Regions from separate parts of the Mus musculus genome. Here regions 1, 2, 4 and 5 are each linked to region 3. Evidence: chromatin contacts called from ENCODE POLR2A ChIA-PET data. All regions are on one chromosome and are shown on one strand. The core of a region is the stretch at or near the end of the contact, and the rest is flanking DNA. Distances in the headings are between cores, read along the strand shown.

Region 1 (4,509 bases), core at 1,341-3,840, 470 kb after region 3:
ATTTAGATGAGATATATAGTCCAGGGGTGGGGGTGGCGGCTACAGTTTCTAATAGACGTTGACTAATCCTACAGCTGATACAAAGATAGACGCCTGGGGATGATCTCATGGGAATTCTCATTTTGATTTTTCTCCTTTGGCAGATTTTTTTTTCTAAAAATTTACTTCTTGCCGGGCATGGTGGCATACGCCTTTAATCCCAGCACTTGGAAGGCAGAGGCAGGCAGATTTCTGAGTTCGAGGCCAGCCTGGTCTACAAAGTGAGTTCCAGGACAGCCAGGGCTATACAGAGAAACCCTGTCTCGGAAAAAAAAAAACAAAAAAAACCAAAAAAACAAAAATTTACTTCTTAATTACCATAAAGGGTGTCCTTGTCACATTTTCACACCTACTTAGTTTTGGTTGTCCCCTTGTCCTGCTAACATCCAGCTAGTACAGTACCTTTCCTCCTTCACTTTCCTCCTTTTTAAAAAAACTGTAGCTGTCTTCAGATCCCATTACAAATGGTTGTGAGCCACCATGTGGTTGCTGGAATTTGAACTCAGGAACTCTGGAAGAGCAGTCAGTGCTTTTGACCACTGAGCCATCTCACCCGCCCTCACCTGCTGCTTCCTTAAAGCCTCATTTCTCATTCTCTGGGTCGAGTTCTAGTTCCCTGATTGGTATCCATACTCTTTTCTACACAAACACACAGGTATACAATTCAAGATGCACAATTGGGGAGAGGCTGTGTGTAAAGTGCTTGTGATGCAAACGTGAGGCCAGGAGTCCTCCAGGAGCTATGCCAAGTTGGATGTGGTAGTAGACATCTGATTCTAGCAGGCCTGTGGGAGGATGGGAGGCAGAGGCAGGAGACTCCCCAGAAGCTCAAAGGCCACATAGCCTGTCATACGAAACAACCAATAACAAGGAGAACTGTCTCAGACTAGGTGGAAAGTACCCAAGGTTGTCCTATGACCTCCACACTCTTGGCCTGGCATTCACATGCCCCCCCACCCCACCCCCCACACATAAACAATATGCATATGTGAGGGAACACGTGGCATTTCTCTTTTCAAACTTGTTGCCTTACTTGATATAATATTTTCCAGTTCTATCATCATTTTTCTTTAAAGCTTAGTAAAAACCATCGTGGGTTTTTTAATGATCCACCCATCTGAAGATGCACATGTAGACTGACTCAATTTCCTTGCTGTTGTGAATGAAACGGTAGTAAACATGGATGTGCAACTATCTTTGGGTGCATATGGTCAGGACTGGTACAGCCAGGTCCTGTCATTGTGATTTTTGTTTGTTTTCATTTTCAAACACCTCCATCATGAAGGCCACAGTGGTTACACCTTTCTATACTGACACCAACTGTGAGTAAGGATCCTTCTCCTCTCCATCCTAGCCAACATTTTGATTTATTTATATCTATTTATCTTTTTTCTTGATGATAGCAAATCTGACTGAGGTGAGATGGCATCTCAATGTAGTTATAATTTGCATCCCCCTGGCCTCCACCGGCACACCAGGCTTATTCTTCTTTATTTTACCTTTTTCTACTTTAAAGATTTATTTATTTTATATATGTGAGTGCACTGTAGCTGTCTTCAGACACACCAGATGAGGGCATCAAGTCCCATTACAGATGGTTGTGAGCCACCATGTGATTTCTGGGAATTGAACTCAGGACCATTCAGTGCTCTTTAACTGCTGAGCCAACTCTCCAGCCCTATCAGGCTTGCTTCATTTTGATATCAAACTACTGACAGTTCTGGGCAACATTGGGCTGCCTATCTTTTTTTTGGGGGGGGGGGTAGGGTGAAGGCTAGGGATTGAACTCAGCATGGTAAAGTAAGCTGTACAATTGAGACTCCATATCTTTTTATTTACCACGTACTGTCCTCGGAAAACAGCTTACTCATCTTTGGAGCTTCAGACCCTTTACAGTATTGGCACTAGTGCCATCCCTGGACCTCAGATGTAGTTTTGTTTCGTTTTTTTTTTTTTTTTTGACACAAGGTTTCTCTGTGTAGCCCTGGCTGTCCTGGAACTCACTCTGTAGACCATGCTGGCCTCGAACTCAGAAATCCACCTGCCTCTGCCTCCCAAGTGCTGGGATTAAAGGCGTGCGCCACCACTGCTCTGCTCAGATATACTTCTAACTGTGAATTTATTGTTCTTAACAGCATTACTGAAGCTTGTTGCTGCGTTCTCTTATTTATTAGACTTAACTTTTCTAGAACTCATTCTTTATTTCTATTATCTACCTAGTTCATTATTTAATATTCAGTCCCTGCAAGGGGCAGGCGTCCGACGTGCTTGTCACAGTCGTTTGCATATGAAAGACGTGATCTTAGGTGGCATCTCCGAATTTCCCTTCTCTTCTCCAAGCATTTCTCTAGACACTAGCTGACTGGAGCCAGGGAAAATTTGGGGAAAAAAACAACCAAAAACCAAACTAACCAACAAACAGAAAAACTCCGCCGGGCACGTATGGGCCGGAAAGCCCGGGCGCCGGAGAGTCCCACTGCGCAGGTGCGCCGGGAGGAGGGCGAGCCAGCTCTGCTGGCCGCAAGCCTGTTTCCGGGGGCCAGCGCGACGCAGAGCTGACGTCATCGCTGTGCGCTGCCACGTCTCCTCAGCTCCCGGGCGATGGAGGCTGAGGATGATGAGTCTTGGTGATGGGGTCGGACTGTGCTTCTGACTTTAGCTCTGGCTCTGGCACGGACTCCCGGTCTGGGTCTGGTAACCTAGCGACCCGAGAGCTTTCTTCGACTGTCCAGTGGGATCCTGCCTGCGTCCCGGCAGCTGTTTTTGGAGCGCTTTAGAGGAGGGAGTGAGTTTGGGTGCCCGGGGTCGCGGCTGTGAAGCCGCCGCCTCCTCCCAGGGATCCCTCTCCGTGGCCAGCCTGTCCCATGCGTGAGTTTTACTTAACCTGCTTTGTCATCTCGCCGGCCCTGGCGTGCTTCGGCTCTTTCGGCCGCCGGCCTGAGACCACTAGGTGATTCCGTCTTGGAGGTTTAGTCCAGTCAAGTTTGTGGTTTCTCGCCTTCCACCTCGAACAATCTTACGCTGATGCGCCCCAGCCTTTTGCCCTCACCGTACTTTCTCTTTAATTGAGCAGGGATCAGCTTTCTTTGCCTTTAACAGTTTGGAGTCTTTGTCCCACCTGGCGTTTGTTAGCCTACAGTGGACTAGGGAACCTCGGATCCCTCTACAGTAGTAATGTTAAGCAAAAAAAAAAATTTTTTTTTTCAGAGTATTTTTAGTCGTATTTAGGAAATACGTGGTATATGTTGGCAGAACCATGTTTGCCGAAATTGAGGAAAACATAATGTCGTCGTCCGCCCACCTCCCCCCTGAAGATCTCTTTAGCCCTTTAATTTTGCACGTTCATTTAATTTCTTAGCGGTTTTACAGAAGCTTTTCTGAAACGGGCAACCATTTGAGTGAAATGAAGAAACAAACTCTGGTTAAATGACTTGGTCAAGGTCAGAAACCTGCGGCAAATCTTAGTCAGATTCCTTGATAACAACCTCATATTTTGGACAGAGATATTTCCTGTATTTCAAGTGATTTTAATGTGAAATTGCAAATTAGAATCGAGTAAGTTGTGGTGTTTCTTGTAGAATGCCACCTTGTAGATTGTAGTCTTGTTTTATTTAAGAAAAAGTCAGCAAGACAAGACACCAGCCGGGAGTTGCCTTAATGCTGAATACAGCTGAGCTCAGAATTTAAACCTCTGACCTTACCCCAGATCCAAGCAGTATATAGGGACAGGAACATTTATTTGAAAATTCAATCTGGATTTTATAAGATCTGCTCACTGAGTTTTAACATTTGCTTGTTATACTGACTTCTAGAAAAAGTTACAATCTTTCTTTCTTTTTTAATATTATTCAGATTTGAAATAAGTTGACAGTCATCAGCCTGGGTGGCAACTTCAGGTGGCACTGGAAATTACCTGGTTCCTGGACATGCCCAGTAGAAGGCGGGGTCCCAGTCGGCAGCAGCTAAGCCGGTCAGCTTTACCTTCCATACAGACGTTGGTCGGCGGCGGCTGTGGCAATGGGACGGGCTTGAGGAACAGGTAAAGAACATATAATTCTATGCTTAACACTTGGCATGATTTGTAATAGCCTGTTATCAGTGAGACTAATACAAAATAATTCTATTCAAATGTTTGCTTATCAAACTTATCACTGAAGTAGGAATTCTGCCTTTGAAGACTGAAAACTTAGTGTTTCACTTTTCAGAGTTCTTTGCAGGTAGAATGATGTTACGCAGGGACCACAAAGTAGAAGTGTCCATTTCTCTTTTCTTTTCCTTCCTTTTCCTTTCCTTTTCTTTTTTTTAACATAAATTTTTTTTTTTTAGTTTTATTTATTTTTTTATGTGTACCGATGTTTTGCCTGCATGTATGTCTGTGTACCACTTGCATGCCTGATGCCTCTAGATGCCAAAAGAGGTTATTGGGGGTTTAGATGGTTCTGAGCCACCATGTACATTTTGGGAACCAAA
Region 2 (4,961 bases), core at 994-3,493, 430 kb after region 3:
AGGGCTTGGAAGGGATGCAGGGTCATCCTCAGCTGCACAGGCATCTGAGACTGACATGGGCTGTCTGAGACCCCACAAGGAAGCTCCTCTAAGAAAGAAAACGAAATATAAAAACTGTCACAAAAGCAGCCAAAGATAATGGGGCCCAGTAACAGGATTGTCTCAACTCAGAAACAGTGGGACTGTAACCTGCAATCTGCTAAATAGTATGCAACCAGATCAACCTCTCAGAACCTTGGTTGTCCCTTTCATAGACAAAAGCATAAAAATTGCGTTAGATTATTTTCCCTGTTTCTTTTCGTTCCAGTACTCTACGGCTTAAAATACTGATAAAAATGACCATCTTCTGTGAGTCATGGTAGTACGGTTATGCACATATATATTTTTTCTCTTACACACTACACAAAAATCTTTCAAAAGCCTGGCAGTGGTGGCACATGCCTTTAATCCCAGCACTTGCGAGGCAGAGGCAGGTAGATTTCTGAGTTCGAGGCCAGCTTGGTCTACAGAGTGAGTTCCAGGATAGCCATGAAACTCATAGAGAAACCCTGTCTTGAAAAACCAAAATAAAAAGCTTTCAAAAATATACAAACTTTTGGGAGGACCTCTGAGAAAAACTAACACATTATTTCTTAAAACAAAGATGATGGGGGCAGAGCAATGGCTCAGCAGTTACCAGCATTAGGGCTTGGATTCCATTCCCACGAGGTAGCTCTCATGGTTATCAGGAAGGCACACAGACATGCACACAGACATACACACAGGCAAGACACTCATACACATAAAATAAAAATAATTTTTAAAAAGAGATGCTGAAACTAATAGAATTATTAAATACAAGTCTGCCAGCTCCCTTGTCCAAATTTATTTATAATCACTTGATAACAGTGTAGTATGGTAAACTACTTCATGAAAAGAGATACTTTCACCATTGATTAATAAATGAATAACGTTAAATAAATATCAGGTGAAAGTAATGCAGGATTAATCATTTACTCCTCACATAGTTTATTTTAGTATCTTCTGCAAAGGGAGATGGAGCTGGGCGTGTAACATCTGTGGCAGATGACCAACCCCCATCAGGGAAAAAAAAAAAAAAAAAAAAGAGAGGCTCGGCCCAGAATCCCAGAAGACCCGGCTGTAATCCCAAAATCTGGGAGGTTGAGAATGGATTGTAGCTTTGAGTTTCAGGCCAGCTTGGTCTACAAGCACAGCAAAACTCTTGTCTCAAAAAGGAGAGTTGGGGGACTAGAGGGATGGCTTGGCAGCTAAGATCGTGTACTAGTTTTACAAAGGATCCGGGTTCAGTTCTTAGAACCCCTGTAACTGTGACTCCAGGTAACTCCAGATCCAGGAGAATCTGACACCTCTGGCTGAGGGCATGTGCACTCTACTGCCCATACCCAAATACCGACCCCCACATACAAGTAGTTCTTAACAATGGAGGTGGGAACAAGGGGGCAGAGCTGCTGGAAGGTGCGGAGAGGAGGAGGAGGAGAACAGTTGTCACTGTTTTTTTTTTTTTTCTTGTGCAAAATAATAATGATAAATTAACAATTCTCTCTGTCCTTCCAGCTTCTGGAGTATATAAAGCCATTACTGACAAAGAAAAATCAAACGAAATACGAAAAAACAATATTAGTGTAGACTTCACAATATAGTTCCCAGTGATACTACATGACAATAATCGAATGAATCCAATTTTTCTAATATGTAAAGTTAGGGTACTGGTTTCACGAGAACGATACTGTCTTAAGAGTGTGACTCTGAGTGAATCCGACTCAGAAGGCTGCATGTCAACCAGGTCGGACACTATCCGGGCAGAGAGAACTTTCAGCGTCGCAGGGACCGCGCGCTGGAGCTCGCCCGGGCTGCGGCCGTCCCCCGAGCATCCCTCCCCACACACCCGAGACATTTTTACTCTTTGGCAAACAGCTGCCGGAGGCGGTCCCATCCGGATTCCAGGGAACCGGGGTCTGAGACACCTGAACGCTGCTCCCGATCCTCCACAAAGCCTGGGGAATCCGCAGCCACCGCACCGGCAGCAAAGACTCGGGGGAAAGGACCCCAGGCTCCGCAAAGGCGGCTGCGGGGAGCGGGCGGCGGCGCGCCCATGGCGCCCTCCTACCCGCAGAGAGACAGACACCCCAGGGTCGGCGGGCACCGTGGGAGAGGGTGACCTGTACAGCCCACTAGCGGCACGTTGGGGGACACTGAACCTCACATCCGGTCCCCAGCCGGCTCACTTCCGGAAGCTCTCGGAAAGGAGACCGGAAGCCCCGCCCCTAGTCGCGCAAAGGCGGGGTGAGGGCGGGGCTCGGGACGTAGAAACTGGAACTGAGAGCTCTTTCGGTAGCGCAGGGTTAGGGATCAGTCGAGCCCCGGAAGTGAGTTGGCGGCCGTTTCGTTTCATCTCAGTGATGTCCTTTGGCGTTTGCGCCCCGTAACTCTGGTCTTCTGGACCTGCTCAGCTTGAAGTGCTCAGGGGCTTAAGTGAGATGGCTCATGTAAGATGCAGAAGGCCACGCAGAAGGGGACAGTACTTTAATCACTGCAAGCGCAGTGGGGAAAGAGGTAGGCGATGCGCTTCTAGGCCACGCCCTGGCGGGCCGGAGGAGCTTCCTGGGCGGAGCAGAGTCTAACCTTAGGGCGCACCCGAAAAGGTCCAAGATTTAAAAACTATTTTTGAAATATCAGCTGTGGGCATTTTTTTCCCCATAACGTGGGCTCCACTACAAGTATCCGTATGCTTACTGCTCCGAGAAGGCAAAAGATCTAGAATTATCATTTAATAACTGAAACTATTATTTCCTGTTTCTTTCAACACAAGACAAAACCAAAAAACTTGTTTACCAAGGTAAAAATATTCCCAATCATTTTGTGTAATTTAGTTATTGGTCGTTACCACAAATCTCATAGTCTTTGCAAACCCTTTCACCTACTATTTTTCTTTTCTAGTTAAAGTACCACAATGAATATACAGCTTGGTGGTGCTCTACAGTCACTTCCACGGAGTACCTAAATAAGTGATTGATTACAAACTTTCATGAGGATATAGTAATAGGATTTGGGAGTTGACTGTGGGACATCTCTACAGATGAGGTTCAGGAAAGTGCCGTGAATGAAGCCCCCATTAGCATTTACTGCAGTGGTATAATTGCCTATTTGCTGATCTCTATCAAGAGGACTGAAGCTGTGCTTTCATCTCTGGATTTGGACTTAGGAATCACCAATCAGTCTATACCATGAAGTAGATGTTAAGTAATTATCTTCTTTGGAGGGAAGGAGGGTCCAAGATAGGGTTTCTCTTGTGTAGCCCTGGCTGTCACATAATTAGCTCTGAAGACCAGGCAGGCCTCCATCTCAGTGATCCACTTGCCTGAAGTAATTAAATGTTGAGTGAATTATTCAGACCCCAATTCCTAGCTCTAGCTTGATGCCTGCTTGGTCTATTTTTCAGAGGTGGTCACTGGGATTAGGGTCCCAGGGCCTGAAAGCCCAACAAAATGAATGTGTTGACTGTCTAGCTTAGCTGTGAGAAGAGCTGAGTGCATTTCTTTGACACATTTGAGGTCCCGGAAATGATCCTTTGCACTTGAACTTTCTAGAATCAGGGTCGACATGAATGAGGACAGGGCAAAGATTGGGCAAACACTAACAAAATCATTTACCTATGGGGATTGGAGAGATGGCTCAGTGGTTAAGAGCACTGGCTGCTCTTCTGAGAGATCTTGAGTTCAATTCCCAGCAACTATATGGTGGCTCACAACCATCTGTAATGGAATCTGATCTTCCCTTCTGATGTGCATGAAGACAGGGTGCTCAAATACATAAAATAAAATGTTAAAAACCATTACATATAGCTCAGATGTCCCCAGGATCCAACATCCTGTAGAGACAAACAAGGTCTTCCTTAGTACCAGATAGATTTCACAAACTCTTCAGCTCCCTTTTCCATTTAGGTGGTCCTGGAAAATGCTCCTATGCCAGGCGAGTGTCCTACCACTCACCTACATCCTAGCCCCAAAGACTCAAAAGCTGCCTTTGGTACCTAGTACCGAGAATTTCCCTAGGCCCTTGGTGATGGTCCATCTCACCGCTCTACCTTAACTCTCTCTCTTACTCAGCCTCCCACATTCTCGAAGCTACCAGACCTTACCTTCCTTTACCAGCAGAGAAACACTCCGCCTCTTCTGTTCTCTGATTTTTGTTTTGTTTTGTTTTTTGTTTTTCGAGACAGGGTTTCTCTGTGTAGTCTTGGCTGTCCTGGAACTTACTCTGTAGACTAGGCTGGCCTTGAACTCAGAAATCCACCTGACTCTGCCTCCCAAGTACTGGGAATAAAGGCATATGCCACCACCGCCCAGCTCTGTTCTCTGATCTTGAAGGGTCTCAAAGCAATACTGTCAGTCAAAATGTAGTCAAAATACCCTCTAACATACACAGCTCTCTCATCCTCAGGACATGGACTTGCTAACAGGAACCATTAGTGAAGGGTTTCAATCATCTCTGTCTAGAACCAACGCTTATCCCTCAGCCCAGCTGAGTTCTGCTCATCAAACCCAACCACTTTTTCCACCCACAGTCACTTTTCTCTTGGGTCAATGGGTTCTCTTTTCCAGGCTCACCAAGTACAACTCTTACAAAACATATTATATTCGGTTATATTGAAAACAATAGTAGTCTTTTCTATAGTAAGTAAATGAGGAGCCAATGGTTACGTTTAGGACCGAACCAGTATTAATGATAACAGAAATCTTCAGAAGTGTGACCATACAAACCATTTTCGAAATCACACACTTGACATACTGTTACCCACCATTCGCATACCATCTACAGTGAGGTACACAGGCAAGAGTCAGAGCCGAGTAACTTTTGTTGTTTTTAAAAACAGATACTCCTTACTACTCCAGGGCAAGTAAGGATCTGAACTGACCCATTTCTCACAGTGTATCTCATCC
Region 3 (4,605 bases), core at 1,233-3,732:
TTTTACTATTATTGTGTGACTGGTATGTGCCATGATGTACAGACGTGGAGGCCAGAAGACAAGTTAATGGATTTGGCCCTCTCCTTGGCCTTTAGGTGCATTCTGCAGACTGAATTTAGGTAGTCAGGCTTCTACAGCTAGCACTTTAGCAGAATCTGGGGGATGTGGGGACTGTACCAAGAGAGAATTGTGGAGTAGAGGCAAAGAACAAGGGATGTGAACCCCGGTTCTGCTGCCTTAACTTTGTGGGTCTTGCAAAAATGAGTTAACTTTCAAGGCGCACTAATACTTTTCCCAGTAGTCCTCACCATGTAGGAAGGCAAAATGAGAGGTTTTCAAAGTCAGAAAACCAGTACTGACTGTTAAGTTTCAGTATGTCTGTGGGGTCCATATGGCCGACCCCCACCTGAAACTCATGTAGATCAGGCTGGTCTTGAACTCAGTGATTCATCTGCCTCTGCAGTACTGGGATTAAAAGAGTGTGTGCCCCACCACACCTGGCTGGCTGTTCTGTGTTTTATTAAATAAACTTTTCCTTCTCCAAGTCCTATTTGTGGACTGAAATATGTATTTTTTTCCTATGAAAAGATTTTTTTCAATTGAGTTAAAAATATCTGAAGGCAACAAAAAAGTTACTAATCAAAACCCTAAGGTAGGCTATTTTTGAACTAGTTTTATATACAAGAATAGCCACGTTGCCAGTTTCTGCAAACTAAACCCTTGTTATTTACCTTCCTGCTGGTATAATTAGGTAGGGAGGATTTAAAGTTCTGCACCACAGCAGTTTAGGAACAGTGGCAAAGGTCTTTCATAATAGCATGGAGAGGCACCATTCAAATGACAAAGTTGCCAAGCAAGGCGGCTGCTTTTAAGATTCTTTACCCTCCCCCATGGCATCGGGCTACCTTATAGACGATTTTAATTGTGAAGAACAAGAGTCTCTTCTGCACTTGAGGCATAAAGTCTCCGATAAGGAATGAGATTACAAATTGGCTGCCTGTCGGGCACATTTTCCTGGGATTTTTTACTTTGTTGGTCTACGTGGTTTCGGCATATCGGTTGCCAACACGTCAGATTTAGAGATCACACATAAAACTTCAACGTTATGGTTTTGGTAATTAAAAAAAAAAAAAAAGGAGAATACGATTATTTTAATGGTGGACCCCCTTAAGGGCATGGATGGAACTCCCGTTTCCACATCATCTAACATTCCTATTGTCTTCCACCAGGCCGGTGTCATTCGCTTTATTTGCCAGGCCTCTACAGACATCTGAGTCTGCAAACACTATCCAGACCTTTACTGGCTCCCTTCAAAGCTTACTTTGTTCTGTCCCAAGTCCCTCATCAGATTTTAAAGCAATAGCTAAGCAATCTGATCAAGTACGTGTACTTTTACATGTGCTTTCTGGAGATAGCATCTCAACAGAAAGAGATGACTATGCGGGTGGGTATTACAAGTATCACGGGATTACAGTCAGGATTGCCAGTGTCCACTCTAACTTACTCTAGTCGTAGTAGCCACGCCACACAGCTCTCGGATGGACCAAGGCAATGGTCTCCTTTGTAGAACAATGGACGCTGGACTACATGTGAAACCTACTTAGGCAGCAGTGTGCTGATCATCCAATAACACTAAAAACTGCTGCGAGCAATTCTGACTTGAGCTTCCTCCTAGGATTCGAGGTACTGTCCTGACCACATTTCCCCTCACCTGTTTTCGGGGCTGCTTTTGCGCTGGACAGTCGCGCCCATGGACCGCGCTCATCTAGCATGAGCTCATCTCTCGGGGGCGTTTCCAGAAGGCCTGGTCTGGCCTTGTGCGCCTGCTGCAAAGGGCTCCCCCCCCCCCCCCCACGAGATCAGCGGCCCCCCGCGATGGGCGGGCGCGGCTGCCCAGAGGCTCTCCTTCTCTGGAAGCTTTGTTCCCATTTAAGCGCTAGAGGGTTCGGCCCCGGCCACGGCGCCCTACGTCTTTCAGAGAATAGACGTTCTCATAGGCTCAGCACGCGCGGTGGGGAGCCTCGGGCGCACTTGGTAAGCCGCGCCCCGCGGAGCTCCCGGGAATGGGGACGGCCTCACGCCCCACTAGAGCGCTCGGGGCCCGACCCTCCGACCGCAGCATTGTCGGACCGGGCTGCACAGCCAGCACGAGCGTCGGCTCGGAAAGCAGATGCAGGCCGACCACTCATCCCGTCCGCCCGCTTAGGGACCACCCGAGGCCAATCCCACTGCAGCTAGGTCTTGCGATTGCACAGCAGTGAGCGCCTATTGGCCGCCGCCACGGGCTCCTGCACCCTCCTTCTCCCTTTCGAAGCTCCCCTCCCCCCGCGCTCCAGCTCGACGCTGCAGACCAATGAGATGGCACTTTATAGGTGCCCTCCCTCCGCTTTCTTCTTCTCCCCGCCTCAAAGAGGGAGGGGAGGCTCTGACTGGCCCGATGTCCTCGGAAGCCCCCTTCCCTTCACCAATCACCGAGAAAGGTACACGCCCAGCGGAGTTGTCCAGCCAATGAGGAAACGGGCGCGGCGCCCAGCCGTGCAGTTCCTCCCGCGACTCGGGAGTTTCGCCGTCCTTAACTCTTGAGGCTTTTCCCTGAGGGCCAACAGCTCTGATTGGCCACTGTCGCTATTGTCGACTCTTCTCTCTAGCCAGCCACAGGACAAGGAGAACCCTCTTCCCTTCTGTTCGGCTACCTTCGGCATTCCTCGTTGCTGGGGCGTGGTCTCCCAGCGGCGTCTCCTCATTGGTTATCCAGGTCGCTCGGCTTTTTCCGGCAGGAGCTGCAAGCAAGCGACGTCTCTGATTGGTTCCGGCTTGGGTTTCGGCTCTACAGCCGAAGCTGGCGGGCGCGGGCTCGGCGAGCGATTCCCAGACGCCTGTAACGCGGGCGGCGGGGCGCTGGGCGGTGTAAGGGCTGGGTGGGGGAGGAAGGAGGCGGAGGACGAGTAGGAAGGGGGAGGGGGAGTGGGGAAGGGCTAGGCGGCTGCGCAGACGGCGCGCCTCGCACAGAGCAGCCCCCGACCCGGCCGAATGCGGGCTTGTGTCGCCGCCGTCGCCGCCGCCTGGGCCGAGTGACAAAGGAAGGAAGGCAGCAAGGAGGAGCCGGCCTTGCAGCCGCTGACAGGGCTTCGGGCTCCGGGCACAGCGCGGACACTTCCCGAGCAGCCGCTGAGCAAAGGCGAGGGGCGGAGGCCGGCCGTGCCGGGGCCACGGACGGGGGAGGGGACCCCGAGGGACGGAAGCGGTTGCCTGGTTCCCATGTCCCCGGCGTATGGGGAGCAGTCAGGGAGCCGCTGCCTGGGGTCTGAAGGGAGCTGCCTCCGCCGCCGCTGCCGCCATGGCCGCTGGATCCAGCCACCGCCTGCAGCTGCTCCTGGCGCAATGAGGAGAGGAGCCGCCGCCACCGCCCGCCGCTGACTCGCGACTGCGCTGCCCTCCGGTTCACCCGGCCGCCGCCGCCGTCAGACCGCCGGATCCCGCTGCTGCCGGAGCCGCAGCGTTTGCCGTCGCATCTCCGAGCCATCTCCTCCCTCCTTCCCATCCCCCTTCTCTTCAAGCGTGAGGCTCGTGATCCTTCCGCCGCTTCCCTTCTTCATTGACTCGGAAAAAAATCCCCGAGGAAAAATATAATACTCAGAGTACTTATTTTCAATCAAGTATTTGCCCTCGTTCACGTGATATATATATATTTTTAAGGATTCCACTCCACCCTTTTTCTCCTCTTCCAGGAAAGGGAGGTGAAAGAATTGTATTTTTCTCCCAGCTCTAAATCATCTATGTGTTAAATATCCGTACCGATCTGTCTTGAAGAAATACATAGCTCCTTTTTTTTTTCCTTCTTCTTAAATAGCTATACAAAAGGAGTGAAAAGCCAAGAGAACGAAGTCTTTCTTTCTCTTTCTTGCGGGAGAACTTAATGCTGCATTTATCATTAACCTAGCACCCTAACATAAAACAAAAGGAAGAAAAGGATTAAGGAAGGAAAAGGTGATTCAAGAAGAGCCATCATGTCGGGGCGACCGAGAACCACCTCCTTTGCGGAGAGCTGCAAGCCAGTGCAGCAGCCTTCAGCTTTTGGTAGCATGAAAGTTAGCAGTGAGTATCGATTTTATTTTACACCCTTCCTCCACCTTACCATTTAGATAAGAAACCTCGAAATACCAGGATCTTACACTAACAGACCTGATAGAACAGTCAGTGGTCGTGGAAAAGGGCAAAACCAGCCTTGAGTCAAGAAGAGGCAGGCTCCTTTTCCTCCTCCCATTCCCGTACCCCCTCCCCCCGCCTCATTAACCTTGGATTGAGAGAATATTAGTTTTATTTGCCTGATTGGATTTGAAACTTCTTTTCTTACGTTCTCCGTGCTGCTGGTAGTCTTTTCAAGTGCTCCAGTGCCTCCGGGTTAAGCGATGGAAGAAGCGTTCGCTTGCCCATCCCTTTGAATAAAGAAGAGGAGGACAAGGCTTGATTAATAAACCATGATGTACATTTGCCGAGTCCTTGTCTTCTGGAATGAGGGAGTTTATCTTAGTTAGCTCAGGTTATCAGGGTTCTGTATTCAAAATAGAGATATTAAATGCCCCAGCCTCCTAATATTTCCTATTT
Region 4 (4,760 bases), core at 2,166-4,665, 300 kb before region 3:
AATAGAACACTCTCTAGGTAGTTGGAGTACAAAATATAGCCTATAAATTTGCATTTTCTGCTTTGGTTGAAAGATTTCCGTGTAATCTCCTCACAGACTTTTTATGTCCTCATTTGGAAGTAATAACTATTACACTAGCTCCAGGATTAATTTTAAATTTATGATGCCTGGTATGTTCTTTAAATAGTGTGCCAGGCACTATTTGTGACCAATCAGGCCATTGCCAGATGAACTATGTGACATATGACAAAAGCTATGTTGTACTGCAGGCACATGTGTGTGTTCTTGTGTGTGTGTGCGCACGTGTGCATGTGCATGTGTGTGTCTGTGTATGTCTTTCTGTGTGAATGTGTGTGTATGTGCATGTGTGTACATGTCTATGTACATTGCATGCATGCGTGTGTGTTTATGTGTGTCCCATGTATGTGTGTCTGTGTGTGTCTTTGTGTGTGTGTGTGTCTGTGTGTGTGTGATGGGATATTTGAATTCATGTAGGGAAAGTGGCTTTTTCTCCTTTGTTGTTTTCAAAAGTAAACTCCTGAGTCTGAGAAAAACATTGTCTTTCCCCGGGCTTTCATTGATCCTTCATAAATATGACTTATTAATCTGCAGAAGCCTCAGGCATTACCTCATGGCCCTTCCTGGGGTGTTATATCAGTCACTTTACACACTTCCCTCCATTAGCAGCAGTGTGAGACTAACAGGACTGCACAGGACTTTCCTGGAGGCGCTGCCTGCATCATCACTGTAGACAGCCCAAATGGCTCTGGCCGCTAGGGACAACAGGAACGAGCAGCCCGTCCTTACCTCTTGCATCTGATTTAGAAAATTCTGAGAGACAGCAGTGGGATGTGTGGTCCCTGCCAACCAGAATTCCAGGGGCTGCTCAAGGGCAGCTGGGATCGTTTCTGCCTGCTGACATTGTCTTCTCTGTCAGCGTGGCCACTGTGGCAGCGTCTTGTACAGAACTTTATCTGAAATGGTGTCTCTTCTGGGTTCTGGCGCTTTCCCGTTTTCATGTCATTCTGAGGTTCCCCACATCTCCCCCTTCATTGTCCTGTGCTCTTGACCCGAGTCTCTTTTGTTTTTCTGTGCATCTGTTTTTAGTTAAACTAAAGCATTGAACCCTAGGCCTAGCTCAACCTTGCCAAGAGCTCCACCACTGAGCATGTCCCCTGGCCCTTGTGGCAGAATCTTGCTGTGTGCCTCAGGCTGGCCTTGAATTTGTAATGCTCCTGCCTCTGCATCCCGAGTGCTGAGATGACAGGCTGGTGCCAAGCTGCCTGGCCCCCAAGGTCTGTCTTTAACATTACAGAGCACTTTTGTTATTAAGTGACAGTGATTGTGGGGAACAATGAGGTAGTCCATGATGTTGAGGTAGGTCCTGGGACGTGTTGGTGGAACCTGGTGCTCTGAAGGAAAACATTGGGTTCTGCTAAGAGAGCACTGCTCCACCCGGAGCCCAGCCTGACTCCAGCTTCACGTGCTCACAGACCCCATTCCCAGGCCAGGGCTCCTCCCTGCCACCCTCTCCCTTTCTCTCCTCATCCTATTGCCTAGCCTTTCCTCTCTTGCTTTTCCCGCTCTCCTTATAGACATCACCCCGAAGTGCATGAGCTGTTAGGAGCTGACGGATATCTACAAACCTTCTGCTCGTCTCCACACAGTTTAAACTCACAGACCCTGGTGTGCTCCTCCGTATCACTCCCCTGAAATAATTCCTTTTTTCATAATCAACTAGCAAGAGGAAAGCCAAAGGTCTCCCACACTTGTGCTCCCTGTAGGGCACTAAGTTAAAGCCGGTGAAAAACATACTCTCTGGAGTGTTTGGTCTCGTGCAGTGTTTCTCAACCTGTGGGTCCCAAATGACCCTTTCCCAGGGATGCCTACGGCCATCAGAAAACACAGATATTTACATTATGATTCACAACAGTAGCAAAATTACAGTTACAAAGAAACAGTGAAATAATTTTATGATGGGGGGGGTCACTACAATATGAGGAACTATTATATTAAGGGGTCCCAGCGTTAGAAACATTGAGAACCTCTGGTCTAATAGGAGAAGTAGGCAGGGAAGGTCATGGCCTCAGAACTGTCCAGTGTGAGAAACAGTGGATCATGGCTGAGAATCTACCCTGTGCAGAGGTCCAGGAAAGTCTGTCAGAGGAAGTAGCCTGCGGCTGAACTTGGAAAGGGACCTACAGTGTAGCATAGGCAGAAAAGAGAGCTTCTATTTAATCCTCAAAAAGTGACAAGTAACTATTATAAGGCTCATTTTACCCATGAAGAAACCATTCAGTTACCCTGTATCAGCTACCTAACCAATGGTAGAGCCAGGATGTAAAACCCAGGGTTTGATATCCCCAAGTCAAAGCTCAGTGGTTTGTGCCCTTGGGTCTGATTTCCAGAAGCCAGACTCTGAAAACACACCAACAATGAATGTTGCCTGTAGTATGGCTCCAGCACTGTACAGTCCTAGTCACTAACTATTCAAGGCACATCAGTGCTAAATGGCTCTAGTACCTGACCTGATCCTGCAGCCTCGCCTGCTCCAGCCACATGATCTCCACTTGAATCCAGCCCCAGCTGCCTCTCTGACATGTGCGGAACTGCAGTTATTATTTGGGAATATTGCCAGCTAATGGCCAGAGACTCGGGAGATGTTTTAAGGCAGTTTCTGTGTCCTTGAAACGTATTCACAACTGTTCCATACTATGTAAGACCGAACTGCAAAATGGCTCTAAACTCCAATCTGATTGCTAAATATGGCCGTGTAGTGCACAGATGCCTGCCTGAGGGGGTCAGTTGGGCCAATCCCACCCTGCACTGCACTCATAAAGGCGTGTGCCCTGCCACAGGGCCCCCCTGCCACTCAGAAGAAAAGGCCCTTTTCCCCACCAGCTTAGATTAGCAAAGCTTCCCAAAGCTAACATTACCCCCGAGTCATAAGCCTATTGGACTGTGGCTGCCGTTTCTGTGTCTGTACATTTTAATCAACTGGTTTCATCAGAATCCTGAGGCCCCCTTCAAGAGCTAGTTCTTTTTAATGAACAAGCTAAAATAACACAACTGGAAAATCTTTTTTTTTTTTTTAAACATAGTCCTTCACCCCTACAGTGTGCATCTCTTGGATATTACTCACTTCAATTTGGGTGGGGAACTGTGAGTTCTCAGGGACTAATACGATCATCCTCAGCTCCCCATGATGGATGGATTAACGGAACTTCCCTCGGCCTATAGCAGGAGTCCAGCTCCTGGGACGAAATGTCTTAGATAGAGCCAGCCCCCAGCCTGGAGCCTGTCGGAAGTTGTGTCCTGTGTTTGCATTAGCTGAACAAAGAGCTACAGGCTTTCTCGCCTGGCTCCCCTCCTCCCTCCTTCTCTCCTGCACTGGGAGAGGCCAGCTAAAGTCTAGACAGCAGAGGCTGCTTGGCACCGCGCCTTCACAGCAGCCTGCAGGGCTCTGCAGCCCTGACTCCCTCAGCACTGCTCACTCTGGTTCCTTCCTTACTCATTTCCTGCTTTTCTCAAAGTCAGCCCTGAGTTGTCTTGGGGGGCTAGCATGTACCCACACACGTAAGAAGCAAGTGAGTGAATTATGAGCCTGCCCAGGATTCGGCTGCTTTGTGAGGTTCTGAACTGAGAAGTTACAGCTGGCCACGTGGCTGAGATTACTGTCCTAGCATCAAGCAAGCTCCCTTCATCTTGGGCCAGACAAGGTTGGGATGAATAGCCCAGTGGTACCCCAAGTGTGGACTGAGACAAACATCTAACCCCTCATCCCCCTCAAAAGAGTGGGAGAGACCCGCAATGTAAACTCTATCCCTGTAAGTCCACGCAATTTGGATCATCAAAATATTCTTACTTAGAAGTAGGATATTTGATTAAGCTCTTACGTCAGTTTCCTACCCGTGGGGAGCCATGGGAAAGAGAGGCTGGCCAAGGACCAAGAAAACAGTGTGGAGAAAGGCAAGAGGCCCCTGGGTCCCCCTCTTAGGTACTGAGTGCATCATCGAACTCCGAAGTGCGGTGCCTCAAGTGCCTTTGTGCTCTGCAATCCCAAGTCCTGATTACCCCACAGATATGAGTCATTTGGCAACTGTGCATCAGCACTGGGGTGGGGATGGGGGGGGGCTGGAATATCCCAGATCCCCCTGGGATTTAGGGAGGGATCTACAAACAACAACAGCAATGACAAAATGAAGATCAATCCAAACTCTATGATTTTCATGAGAAAACCGACTTTCTTCCGACTTTTCCTTCAGCTGTAGCATTGCAAAGGGCTTACAAAAATAGCTGTGTGGAAATGGTGTTTGGAATCATTCTCATCTCTCACCGTGTTGCCTGGCCCATGACCAGGATCTAGGAGCTCCTGAACAGGTGTTGATGAACGTCCTGCCTCCATCCCCTGTCCCTGATCTGGCAGTCGGCTGCATCAGGCACTGGTCTTTGTCTTTGTCATCAACACTGAGATCCAGTGACCTTTGTAAGCAAGCCAAGGCTAGCCTGGAGGCTTCAGCCCACTGGTGTGCTTGGTGCCATGTCCTGACTCCAAGCCCTAGTAGATAGCCAGGTAAATTGCCCTGACTTCTGGTCATGAATAGGAGCTAGCCATGCAATGTCTGTGTCCTTCCTAATAGAAGTTCTTGTACAGGTTAGAACTGGACACATGTATGTACACACATCTGCACATCTACACGCATGCACACTGGCTTAAATTTCACCCCTCAGGAACAAAGCCGTCTGCCAGTATCTTGTAG
Region 5 (5,136 bases), core at 422-2,921, 360 kb after region 3:
GATAATGGAAAAACCCAGATGTGTAATGAGGGATGAATGAATGAATGAATGAATTTCCATAAAGTACATAGTGAGCACAACTTTGTGATTATTTTTATTATCCATCTACAACCAATTCTATAAGCAATTTTCCCTTTACCAGCAATATTTAAAAATTTTTAAATGATTTAGTTTTATTTACATATTCTAGTTTATATTCAGTTTTATTTACATACTCTAGTTTTTTGGCTTCACTGGTATCTGTGTGAGGGTGTTGGGCCCCCTGGAACTGGCTCTGTGAGCTGCCATGTGGGTGCTGGGAATTGAACCTGAGCCCCTCTGGAAGAACAGCCAGTGCTCTCAAACTGCTGAGCCATGTCTCCAGCCCCTTGTCTGTCTTCTATATGGTAAAAGTTCTATAGTGCCGGGCTGCAAATGCTATTCCCACCACAAATGAAATCCTTGCTAAAGCCCTGGCTTCCCGGTGTACACATTTTCTACTCTACTCAGGCCAGGGCTCCATGACACCCATTCCGTGTGGTGATTCAGTGTTCCACTGTCTGCCCCCTCCACGCACCCAGCCTCCCCATGAACAGGGGCAAACACTCTTAGGGGCAAAAAGACCTAGCTCACCCCTGCCCTCAGCCCAAGCTCTTCCCATCCACCTGTCTTTCTTCCTCTAACCGCCATTTTAGGTTTAGTTCAAGCCCAGGTACCTCCACCATCCATCTAGTCACACTGCTCAGGTCTAGGGCACAGGCCAGCAGAGACCTGGAGAAGCAGTTAAGGGTAAAGATCTGGCTTTTCCATGCTTGATCCTGATTACATGTGTGTGTGTGTGTGTGTGTGTGTGTGTGTGTGTGTTGTGTGTGTGTGGTGTTGTGTGTGTGTGTTTTATGTATAAATAACGGCTAGGAACTAGAGTTCTGTAGTCTCTTGTGTTAGCTCTGTGACCACTAACAATCCTCTCACGCTGGAGTTTCCCATCTGTTTCCCATCTGTGGGGGAGGAAGGCCTCGTTCTCCGAGGTCCTGTTTTGGCCCAGGTTTTCGAAGCCCTAGCTTTGTTAACCTCTGAGAACTAAGGACTAACGCCCCCACCTTCTCCTCCCAATGCTCCAGGTTCCCTTTTTGAGCTCTCCATGGAAGAGTGTGGGAACCTACGGAGGAAGTAGCCAGTATCTTTTCTCTTTGAAATTCCTTTTCACCTTGGCACATGCATCCATCCTGGCCCAGACCCACCCTTCAGAAGTCATTATTCCTTAACCCACTCTAAACGGGCACAGGTGACAAAGCCATCAAACTATACAATCAAAGCCGAAGTACACTTCGGGATTTCCCATTGGTTTCCTGGCCTGGGTAGAAAGAGGAATAGGGAGAGGGGATGAGGGGAGGGGAGGCCGCGATGCACTCAGGAAAGTCTTGGTGGCCACTTTGAGGACACTGGCCTAGCACCAGTCTGGAGGTGAGAGCGGGACCGAGCGGGTACTAAGGTCAGTAAGAGGAGAGTGGCTCGGGGACTCCTGGCTGTACCTGCTGAGGCGGAGCTGAGAGCGTGGGGCGGGATCGGGGTGGTCCAGAGCCGAGGGCAGGATTGCCCGAGCTGGAGGCGGGGTACCGGGCGCAGGAGTCCTGCTGTGGGCACCCAAGCCAAAAGCCGAACAGGGGCGGAGCCGCGGGCCGGGCGGGTCGCTGGCGCACAGCGGCTTCCGGCGGAGCTGCGTCCTCCCGCGTCCTCCGCACTGGACGGAAGGAGGAAGGGGCGGTGCTGGGGGCGCCCAAGCCTTGCGCATCAGCTCGGGAACCGCTCCGCGCTGCGTGTGGGCCGAGTGGAGTGGTGTCCGGCCAGCCTCGTGCTCGCCCTGCCAGGGTTCTGCCCTGCCAGGGTTCTGCCCCGCGGACCGTTGGACTCCCAGAGCCTGGTACCCACCGCCCAGAGCGGCTTGGGCTCACCGATTCTAACCCTAGTCCGTTCAGCCGTGGTTCTGCGTGCTCTCCACAGAAGGGTTTCAAACGGGAGCTTAGAGGGGAACTCTTAAGGTTCTTTCCCCTAAATTATGACTCTGGATTTGTTAAAACCCTAAGGTGGCAATGGCGGCGTTGAGCCCAGATGTCAGGTTCCGAGAATAAACGTGTGCCAGTGAACACTCCCCCGTACCCTCGACCCAGCTCGGTACAGCCTCGTCTCCGGAAAGGCACAAATCGGGCCTTGTGCTTAAATGGAGTATCTGCTTCTATACAGTGACCCTGACGCACATCAAAGATCCTGCTTTGACTCCTTAGACTTAAGATCAGAACATGTCTGCTCAAAAATTTCAGACCTACTCCCAAGAACTCACATCCCCTCTTCTATGTCTTCAAAACAGAAAAAAAGGAAAGACTTATCTGGGAAGGAAACTTGAACTGAACATTTAACATCTATTAATTTTGGCGTTGGTGACTCTATTCTTGTGTAAATAAATCTATTAATCACAATAATAAAGGAGGTGTTCACGTGGAGTTTAGGGACTTTTATTAAGCAAAAATAAATTGATAAGTCATAGGAAAGTTAATATATTTAATAAATGTGTGTGTGTTGCTTGGAAGGGTAAGCATCAAATTGCAAATAATTAGAAGAGGAACAAGAAGCTTTCCGAGTAAAGAGAGGAATGAAGGAAAATTAAATTTTGATTTATTTTTTGAGACTAGGCTGGTCTCAAACTCGTGATCCTCCTGCCTCTACCTTTAGAATGCTAGAATTTCAGTCTTACAACACCACACCTAGTTTATATCTTTTAGAATATTTTTTCTATATTATATCTAAAGATATTTTAGAGAAAAATAGAAACTAGATGTTACCCCTGATACATATATCAGTCTTTATGGTATGCATATGATTTTAAAACAATGGGGTCATTTTTTAAATAGAATTTTATATCCTTTCTTAAAAACTGGCTTTATCAACTACTAATGTGACTCCAAATGTCCACAAACATTAACACTTCCACAATAAGCCAACTTCTAGTTTGATACAATAAAAAGGGTGAGGCCCTGGGGTCCAGCTGCTCTCTCACCAGATCGCGGTTAAAACTGTTTTAAAAGAGAAAAGATTCACTGAGGATCAGAAAACAGAACAGTCCAAGACAGCTTTGACACTGCATAGACCCAAATGTGTTGAGTGCGGATGACACTGTAACACTATGAGTGTTCTGACTGATAAAGCTTAGGGACCGTGCACTAGCACCCCTGCACACTGACAGGAAGTAGTTCATATGCAGGGTGGGTTGGACTCTCTAACAGAGACTAACAGTGGAACAGCAGCAAGGGCCAAAGGAGAACAGAGCACAGGATAGACCAGAAAACTCCTCAGAATAATAAACGCAGAGAGTGCGGAAACTGGAAAGCCAGGGACGGAGACGTGGAAAGCCAAAAGCAGCTGCTATGTGGTCCATTCAGGAAGACTAAGATGATATCTGAGCAGCTAACTGTATGTCCTCTTGGCTGGACCACAGCACCCAGATTGTTCAAATCTTCCTCCAGATGGGAAGGTATTTTACAGCCGAGATTAGCTTTTATATCAATAAACATGAGGTACAGTGGATTATCCTCCATAATGTGGGCAGGCCTCATTGAATCACTTAAAGATCTTAAGAGAGAGGACTCCCCTCCCCCTGGAAAAAGAGAATTCTGCTAACTGACAGCCTTAGAGGTACAGAAGGAGACTCTACCTCGACACAATGGCAAAAGTAGAATGCACATGTCCTTAAAAATAGTTTACGTCATCAGACGGCACCTCCATGGGAGTATTTGTTCAACTCATCCCATTCTAGTGAGGAAACACAGACCAGTTAAGAGAGTTCCTTGGAGTTTGTGTGATCTGGTTATGCAAAAAGAATCAGGCCTGGGGCCCATAATTAGCCTTCCCATTCCCATACTGCCGCTTAGAAAAAAAAAATCACAAAATGACTTGCAGCTAAACACTGGTTATGTTAAAGGCACATAGCCTGATTTTTATATTCTATGTTCCTCCCCTTCCCCAGTAGTCTTAAGCATCTTGTAAATATAAAACTTGTAAAGAAAAATATCGGCATGGTGGTGGCACACACCTTTAATCTCAGCACTCGGGAGGCAAAGGCAGGCGGATTTCTGAGTTTGAGGCCAGCCTGGTCTACAAAGTGAGGTCCAGGACAGCCAAGGATATACAGAGAAACCCTGTCTCGAAAAACAAAACAAAACGAAGCAGGCAGTAATTACAGTGAATAAACGGGTGGGGGGAGGCTTGGTGACAGAGACACTTGATGAACTGGCAACTGAATGTTAGGAAAAGCTTAACCCTTCGAAGCAGAACAGAAAGACAGCAGGGGAAGTCCTTCTTGTTTGTCTCCACAGGCCAGGGCTTCCCAACCTTTGGTAGAGACCTGCCAGTACATTTTGAAATCTTCTCTGGTGACTTCCTAGCCAAGGGCTTCCGTTGCTGCATTCCCACTTTTGTTGGATTCCCCCACCAGACGGGCAGCCCTCCTGGCTCCCCAAACCCACTTCATTTCCCGAACTTGCAAAAGGCCTTCCATGCTCCAACCACAGCTACTCACTGAGGAACTTCACTGGCCACGGGGCTCTCACAGAGAACGCAGCCTTCAGGGGAGAACAAAAACAAGAACGGGGTGTTTGTCAGGTGATTTTTCTTCCACGGCCCCTGTGCCCCACGGCCTGCACTGATCAACCTGGACCCACCACTGTAAGTCCGCTCTCACTGCTGTCTCTAGAAGACTTCCGGACACACTGCAGTAGAGAAAATTCTAGAAGGAGACATTCAGCTGCCTTGTCCTTCCAACCTGTTCCTCCTCCCTCAGAGGTGTCAGTCCCTCACACCCTGGGTCTTGCTCTCTATCCTAAACTGCTCCCTGAAGGGAACCCCTGACGCTTCTTAGGGTGGGGTGCCTTTAAAGAACCAACAGGCCATCTGAGGAGCCGCCTGCCCCCAAAGAAATAAACATCTAAGGTTCTGTAGCAGTATGAACCCATTCCTCCCGCAGAGCCTTCCAGTGGCCAAATCCCTTCCCATATTCAAATGCTGGGGGTAGGAGGGGCGGGGGAGGGAAGGGACGGGGGGGGGGGGGCGCGGGTGTCTGTGCCTCCTCACAAGCTATGCTTAAAATACGGGGCTAGGACAGCAGAC

Evidence for each region. ChIA-PET counts read pairs that join two places held with the same protein, here RNA polymerase II (POLR2A).
Region 1: POLR2A ChIA-PET joins it to region 3 with 10 read pairs in embryonic stem cell. The contact joins the promoter of Tmem39a here to the promoter of Gsk3b in region 3. POLR2A ChIA-PET finds 5 or more read pairs at or near these places in 3 of 5 experiments (Patski and embryonic stem cell).
Region 2: POLR2A ChIA-PET joins it to region 3 with 14 read pairs in embryonic stem cell. The contact joins the promoter of Timmdc1 here to the promoter of Gsk3b in region 3. POLR2A ChIA-PET finds 5 or more read pairs at or near these places in 3 of 5 experiments (Patski and embryonic stem cell).
Region 4: POLR2A ChIA-PET joins it to region 3 with 13 read pairs in Patski. The contact joins the enhancer-like site here to the promoter of Gsk3b in region 3. POLR2A ChIA-PET finds 5 or more read pairs at or near these places in 2 of 5 experiments (Patski and embryonic stem cell).
Region 5: POLR2A ChIA-PET joins it to region 3 with 18 read pairs in Patski. The contact joins the promoter of Adprh here to the promoter of Gsk3b in region 3. POLR2A ChIA-PET finds 5 or more read pairs at or near these places in 4 of 5 experiments (Patski and embryonic stem cell).

The regions. Positions count from the first base shown.
Region 1 is chr16:38,560,224-38,564,732 of GRCm38, forward strand. Tmem39a (transmembrane protein 39a) reads left to right here and starts at 2,591. Exons shown (of 9, transcript NM_026407.3): 1 at 2,591-2,907; 2 at 3,892-4,078. The coding sequence starts at 3,966.
Region 2 is chr16:38,520,420-38,525,380 of GRCm38, forward strand. It overlaps Timmdc1 (translocase of inner mitochondrial membrane domain containing 1), which reads right to left and starts at 2,244. Exons shown (of 7, transcript NM_024273.2): 1 at 1,922-2,244. The coding sequence starts at 2,115. Poglut1 (protein O-glucosyltransferase 1) reads right to left here. Exons shown (of 11, transcript NM_172380.4): 11 at 4,639-4,961.
Region 3 is chr16:38,086,519-38,091,123 of GRCm38, forward strand. Gsk3b (glycogen synthase kinase 3 beta) reads left to right here and starts at 2,483. Exons shown (of 11, transcript NM_019827.7): 1 at 2,483-4,095. The coding sequence starts at 4,008. It overlaps BC031361 (cDNA sequence BC031361), which reads right to left and starts at 2,742. Exons shown (of 1, transcript NR_033221.1): 1 at 1-2,742.
Region 4 is chr16:37,785,184-37,789,943 of GRCm38, forward strand. All of the region lies in intron 2 of Fstl1 (follistatin-like 1), which reads left to right. Among named protein-coding and RNA genes, the nearest start is that of Fstl1, 11 kb to the left of the region's middle. Within about 2 kb of position 3,416, at least 2 of the 3 ENCODE cell types and tissues checked have a DNase peak (open chromatin) inside an H3K27ac peak, as active enhancers do.
Region 5 is chr16:38,451,018-38,456,153 of GRCm38, forward strand. Adprh (ADP-ribosylarginine hydrolase) reads right to left here and starts at 1,672. Exons shown (of 4, transcript NM_007414.3): 1 at 1,512-1,672.